2 separate regions of the Homo sapiens genome follow, and region 2 is linked to region 1. Evidence: chromatin loops called from intact Hi-C (ENCODE). Cell type or tissue: heart left ventricle. All regions are shown on one strand. Each heading gives the region's core, and the rest is flanking DNA. Links, peaks and the distances in the headings are about the cores only.

What was found. Hi-C counts contacts between places; a loop is a spot of excess contacts. Peaks named below come from ENCODE experiments on the same cell type or tissue, not always from the same donor. Only the 100,000 strongest peaks of a DNase experiment are listed, where the experiment ranks them.
Region 2: a loop joins it to region 1, with 4 times the contacts of the local background. A loop is called at or near these places in 33 of 110 quality-filtered maps.

Annotation. Positions count from the first base shown.
Region 1 is chr12:12,791,107-12,794,028 of GRCh38, forward strand. It overlaps APOLD1 (apolipoprotein L domain containing 1), which reads left to right. Exons shown (of 2, transcript NM_030817.3): 2 at 1-360. Among named protein-coding and RNA genes, the nearest start is that of APOLD1, 6.9 kb to the left of the region's middle. In heart left ventricle, for the core only: no CTCF peak of the experiment used is centred there; a DNase peak (open chromatin) is centred at 1,548; H3K4me3 peaks cover 548 bases.
Region 2 is chr12:12,982,446-12,985,367 of GRCh38, forward strand. All of the region lies in intron 3 of HEBP1 (heme binding protein 1), which reads right to left. All of the region lies in intron 2 of GPRC5D-AS1 (GPRC5D and HEBP1 antisense RNA 1), which reads left to right. Among named protein-coding and RNA genes, the nearest start is that of HEBP1, 16 kb to the right of the region's middle. In heart left ventricle, for the core only: a CTCF peak has its summit at 1,212 (motif pointing left); no DNase peak of the experiment used is centred there.

The DNA.
Region 1 (2,922 bases), core at 239-2,738:
AGAACTGCTCCATTAAAAAAATAATCCTTAGCAAGCATTCGAATCCTAACTGCTTTGATGCACTTGCCCTCGGGCACCTGTCATTTCCAATATGGTAGGTGTCAAAGTCAAAAGTATTTACTGGGAGAAAAAAGAGAGGAGTGGTTGTAGAAGTCTCCCTAAATCAGACATGTCAAGCAATCAGCCAACGTGGTGTATTTCTCATTCAATATTTTAGTGTGAATTGAGACACTGAGATAAAGACATCGTGCAGAGATAAATGGGGATACAGTTAAATGTAGCAACTCTTGAGTTCATTTTTTCCCACTGTAGCAAAATTAATGCTTTCTCTTTATTGAAATAAATTGCTCATTCCTCAAATTTTTTTATCTTTCTGTAATTAATTTCCTAGTTCTATGTTTCCTTGTGTATGAATTAGTAACTTTGAAAAAGGGCAGATGTTTAATCATTTTCACTTAGAATATTCAGATCAAACTATATGAATCATTTTTTTTTAATAATCAATGCATACACAGGAATTCCCTTTTGCCTAGAAATCAGACTTCCAGCAGTCTCAAAACCTTTGAACATAATTACAACCTGGGAAGGAATTGAAAGGAAACCTAGAATCAGCCAAATTAGCCTTCACAACATCCAAACACTAAAGAGAGGTGGGCAGGGAGGGTGAAGGGCAGCATGTATATCAGGAAAGAAAACTTTCCCGTAAATCTCTGAGGGACTTCACCTTGCAAGCCACCGATCTTGACCATGCAAGGCAGGCTGGGAAATGTAGTATTTTTAGCTGAGAACAACGCTGCCCCTAATATACCTAAGATTCTCTTGGTAAGAAAGAAAAGGAGGGTGATCATTAAGTAGGGGGTCCAGCAATTTAAACAAAAAGCCTATTGTGGTTGCGGCAGCCAGTTGGGGACGACTACTCTGGAGACGACCTCACTATCTCAGTGCCAGCTGCACCTTGGAAACATTCCTGGGTCTGGAGGCTGCACTGTTAATAACTGTACAACCAAAAAAGGCTGTGTTGGCAGGCCCCTGACTGTTTGCAGAGGCCAGCCGCAAGCTGGGATCCTATCTTTGCTGAAGCATATGGTATTCCTGTAGTAACAAGTGTCCTTTTAGTTAATTGCAATAAATCTCTTGTTGAGTTGACAGGAGGTTGGGATGTTACTTTTTGCTCCTGGCAAACTCATAAGAGGGAAAGTAAACCCTGCTGTGGTCTGGAATAGGACAAAGAGTGAGCCCTTAGATCTGAAAACAATCTCTTAGCAACCAGAGAGCTGTTAGGAGAGGGGAAATCGTGCTGATGAAGCGAGACCCATCGTCCAGGAATGCACATTAGGGGTCCTCAGCACCCCCAAACCTGACTAGCATTAGCACCGGGTTGTGGAGAGAAGGCCCTCTAATGTGGTCTTTGCCTGCACGCATAGAGATTATCTATATGAAGCTACATCTGCAGAAAATGATGTTTAATCCAATTTTGTATTTACACTAAAACCCCAGAGGTGGGAGGACAGGCAGGCCTGTGACCTGATTCCCCCTGAGCTTTAGCCATGGGTCACGGCCAAGGCATCTGCCTCCCTTACACACAGGAGCAGCCAGATCCTGGCCTCCTCCAGCATTTGTGTGAATACGGTTGCCAAATTCACCAAAATAATTATAACTGGGAGAAGCTACACAAAAAGGGTAGGGGTGATGTCTAAAGTCTTTCTTTTAGGCGAAACTTCTTTTTCTACGCTCCCCGGTTGATAAGCAGACATTTCTTTCTGCCCTCACTTTTTATTAAAACTGCACTCTCAAAATATCATTTAAAAACAATATTTTTTTCAGTGCTTAAATAAAATGACATTTCAATAATATTGAACATACATGTGGGATATTTAACAATAACAATAGCTAACATTTATTGAGAACTCACTAGATACTCTTCTAAGTACGATTTGACCTGTATCATTTCATTTACCTTACAAAAATCTTATGGTGTGCACACTATAATTACCCTATATTATTAGATAAAGTAAGGAATTTGAGAGGTTGCATTGCCAGCATGAGGTGCCCCAGAATTTGAATTCTGGCAGCCTGACTCCAGAGTTATGCTCTTAGCTATTCTTTTCCTTTTTTTTTTTTGGAGTCTTGCTCTGTCACCCAGGCTGGAGTCCAGTGGCATGATCTCAGCTCACTGCAACCTCCGCTTCCTGGGTTCAAGCGATTCTCCTGCTTCAGCCTCCTGAGTAGCTGGGATTACAGGCGCCCACCACCATGCCCAGCTAATTTTTGTGTGTGTGTGTATTTTTAGTAGAGATGGGGTTTCACCATGTTGGCCAGGCTAGTCTTGAACTCCTGACCTCAAGTGATCCACACACCTTGGCCTCCCAAAGTGCTGGGATTACAGGCATGAGCCGCTGTGCCCATCCAATGCTCTTGGCTTTTCTGATTTTTTTTTTTTAGACGGAGTTTTGCTCTTTTCGCCCAGGCTGGAGTACAGTGGCATGACCTCAGCTCACTGCAACCTGTGCCTCTCGGGTTCAGGCGATTCTCCCACCTCAGCATCCTGAGTAGCTGGGATTACAGGCGCCCACCACCATGCCTGGCTAATTTTTGTATTTTTGGTAGAGACAGGGTTTTGCCATGTTGGCCAGGGTGGTTTTGAACTCCTGGCCTCAGGTGATCTGCCCATCTCAGCCTCCCAAAGTTCTGGGATTACAGGTGTGAGCCACTGCGCCTAGCCAATCCTAGCACCTTGGGAGGCCGAGGCAGGTGGGTTGCTTGAGTCCAGGAGTTAGAGACCAGCCTGAGCAACATGGTGAGACCTCATCTGTACAAATAATTTTTAAATGAGCTGAGTGTGGTGTTGCACACCTATAGTCCCAGCTTCTCAGGAGGTTGAGGTGGGAGGATCACTTAAGCCCAGGAGGTCGAGGTTGCAGT
Region 2 (2,922 bases), core at 175-2,674, 190 kb after region 1:
TGGTCTGTAAATCTCCTAAGTGGTAATGTGGGAACCCCCTAAGAGTTTAGCAGTTGAGCTCTTTCTTCCAAACTTCTCTTTCTCTAGGCGGAACTTCCCAAGCTGCCAATGGCCTCCATTGGGGCCTGGTCATTTAGAGGGAAAAATGACATCAGCAACCTAGGTGCTGACAGCTGACAAAGTTCTTTCAAATGCACAATGAAACCGGCCTTTGCAATCATGCCTTAGAAATCTTATTTTATAGATGAGAAAACTGAGGCTCAGAAAGATTAAACAACTTGCTGCAAGTTACAAAATTCATAATTATTGGAGCTGAGGTTCTAACCCAAGTGTATCTGCAGTAACTTTGACTTTTTTATTGTTAATTCTAATAAAACTTGATCAAATTCTCAAAGGGAGGTGAAGTTAGGAGGAGGAGAATAGGCTAACATTTACTGAGTGTCTACCTCATGTCTAGGATTGAGTAGGTATTTACAGGTATTATCATATTTTATCCTCACAACACCATAAAAGCTAGGTACTCATGCCCATCTTACAGATGAGGAAACTGAGGTACAGTGAGGCTGGCAATATACCAAAGGTCCTATGGCCACTGAATGATGAACTGGGTTGGAGCATAGGTTACCCTGAAAATAAACTCCTGGTTTCCAACTTTTTCCTTTATATCTAGACATTTCATTTAAACCGTGAAAGTTTCATTAAGACCATCAAACTTCTCCTGCTGTTGGTCCCTATTGAGAACCTGGTGCTGAAATGAGCTGAAAAGGCCAAACTCTAACTTAAGTGCATAGAGAAAGGACAGTAGTCTGGAATGTTGCTGCTGGTCTAAGTGTGAGGATAATTCTATTGCCTCTTGTGAATACTAAACATATTCTGATAGTGCTATTTTTTTTCACAGCATTCTATTCATCTAAAAGCACCGGTAATTAACGATGCTAATAAATGTATAATCCCTTTGTAAACATCTCTTCACAAGGTCATAAAGAAGGAAGACTGAATGAAGGACGCCAGGCTTTCATTTTAGAATTAATTTTGTCATTGAATGCACTCACTGCATTATTTGATAGAGTACTTTTGCATTTGAAGTAGTACATTTGCCTTCTACCATCTCATTAACATTGCTTTCAACAGAATCAGAAATAACACAAACCACTGCAGGGTAATTTTGAATGCTCATTTGACTATGCAGTGACATCAAGTGGCGAGTTGAGGAATGATCATATGCTGTGTGAGAACTCCGTGTTAAAAATTCCATGGAGCCAGGCTAGACACCACATTTGGCACTTTCAGCTGTTTAGATTTCAGAGAATTAAAAGGAAATGGTCACCGACCTGCCTTTGATAGTACCCGTATACCCCTTCCCACCATAAGAAACCAGCGTTCCTTAGAGAAATGGCTAATTCTAGCTCTAGGGCAAGAAATGCTAAGATGTGCTCAAAACATCTCATTATACCAGCAAGCCAGGGAGCCATCAACGACTACTGGAGCTGTGTCAAAAGGACCAACAAACCAACTTGAAGAGGCTCCCGCTGGCCAACAGTGGGGCAATTAGAGCATCAATAAGAATAATATCTGTAACAAACTGAAACGTATCAAATATGTTTAAATTCATATGTTTATAATTACACTCAAAAAACGAAGATGCAGACCACTTTACCTTGAGGATGTTACAGAATGAAATTATCATTCTGAAAACTGGTAAATAAAGAGAAGGTATCAAGTAAGCATGTATCTGGCTTTTTCTATATGAAATAAAGGAAGCCAAATAGTAAACGAGGGGAAGTTTCTCTTTACTGAAATATTGCAGGTAATAAAAGAAGAAGGAGAAACAGAGAACATTATCGTTTTATGGCCTCTAATGGAACAAGACATCTAGGCAATGATGAACTATGGTCACCAACATCACTCAATCAGGGACAATCAGACACTGTGGGCCCCTGAAGGAAGTAAACACCACCACGTAGGAAATATTCTCACCAAAACTTCAAAAACTTGAATCTGATCTAGTCTTTAGTTTCAACTACTAATTTACAGGCAATACGGGGCTCAGAGGGATGTGGTAAAATGTCACGGAAATATAATCAGCAAAATCCAGTACAGATAATAAGAAGACAAATGATCCACAGATGGAAAGGAAGAATGTAAAGTTGTGTTGGTAAAGAAATTCACAGATTAATAAAAGCTTAAAAATGTACCATCAGCCAGGTGTGGTTGTGTGCAACTGTAGTACCAGCTACTTGAGAGGCTGAGGTGGGAGGATTACCTGAGCCCAGGAGTTTGAGGCTGCAGTGAGCTATGATCACACCACTGCACTGCAGCCTGGGCAACAGAGCAAGGCCTTGTCTCTTAACAACAACAACAAAAAGAAAGTACTACAAAATCTGACTTGGATCCAGATTCTAACAAAATATTAAAACAAATGATGGCCAGGCGTGGTGGCTCACGCCTGTAATCCCAGCACTTTGGGAGGCCGAGGCAGGTGGATCACAAGGTCAGGAGTTCAAGACCAGCCTGGCCAAGATGGTGAAACCCTGTCTCTACTAAAAAACTACAAATATTAGGCACAGTGGCAGGTTCCTGTACTCCCAGCTACTTGGGAGGCTGAGGCAGGAGAATTGCTTGAACCCAGGCAGCAGAGGTTGCAGTGAGCCAAGATCGCACCACTGCACTCCAGCCTGGGCAACAGAGAGAGACTCCGTTGGAAAAAAAAAAAAAGTAATGGGGGAAATCTGAGCATTGAATATTTTATATTATAAATTAATGAAGTACTATTGAAATTTCAGAAAAAAGGTATTGTGATTATATTTTAAAAAAATCTTCAGTAATTACCTGAAATATTTATGAATGAAATAATATAATGTCTGGAATTTGCCTAAAAATAATCCAGGGTAGGGCTGGGTGAATGCTGTGAAGATACACATG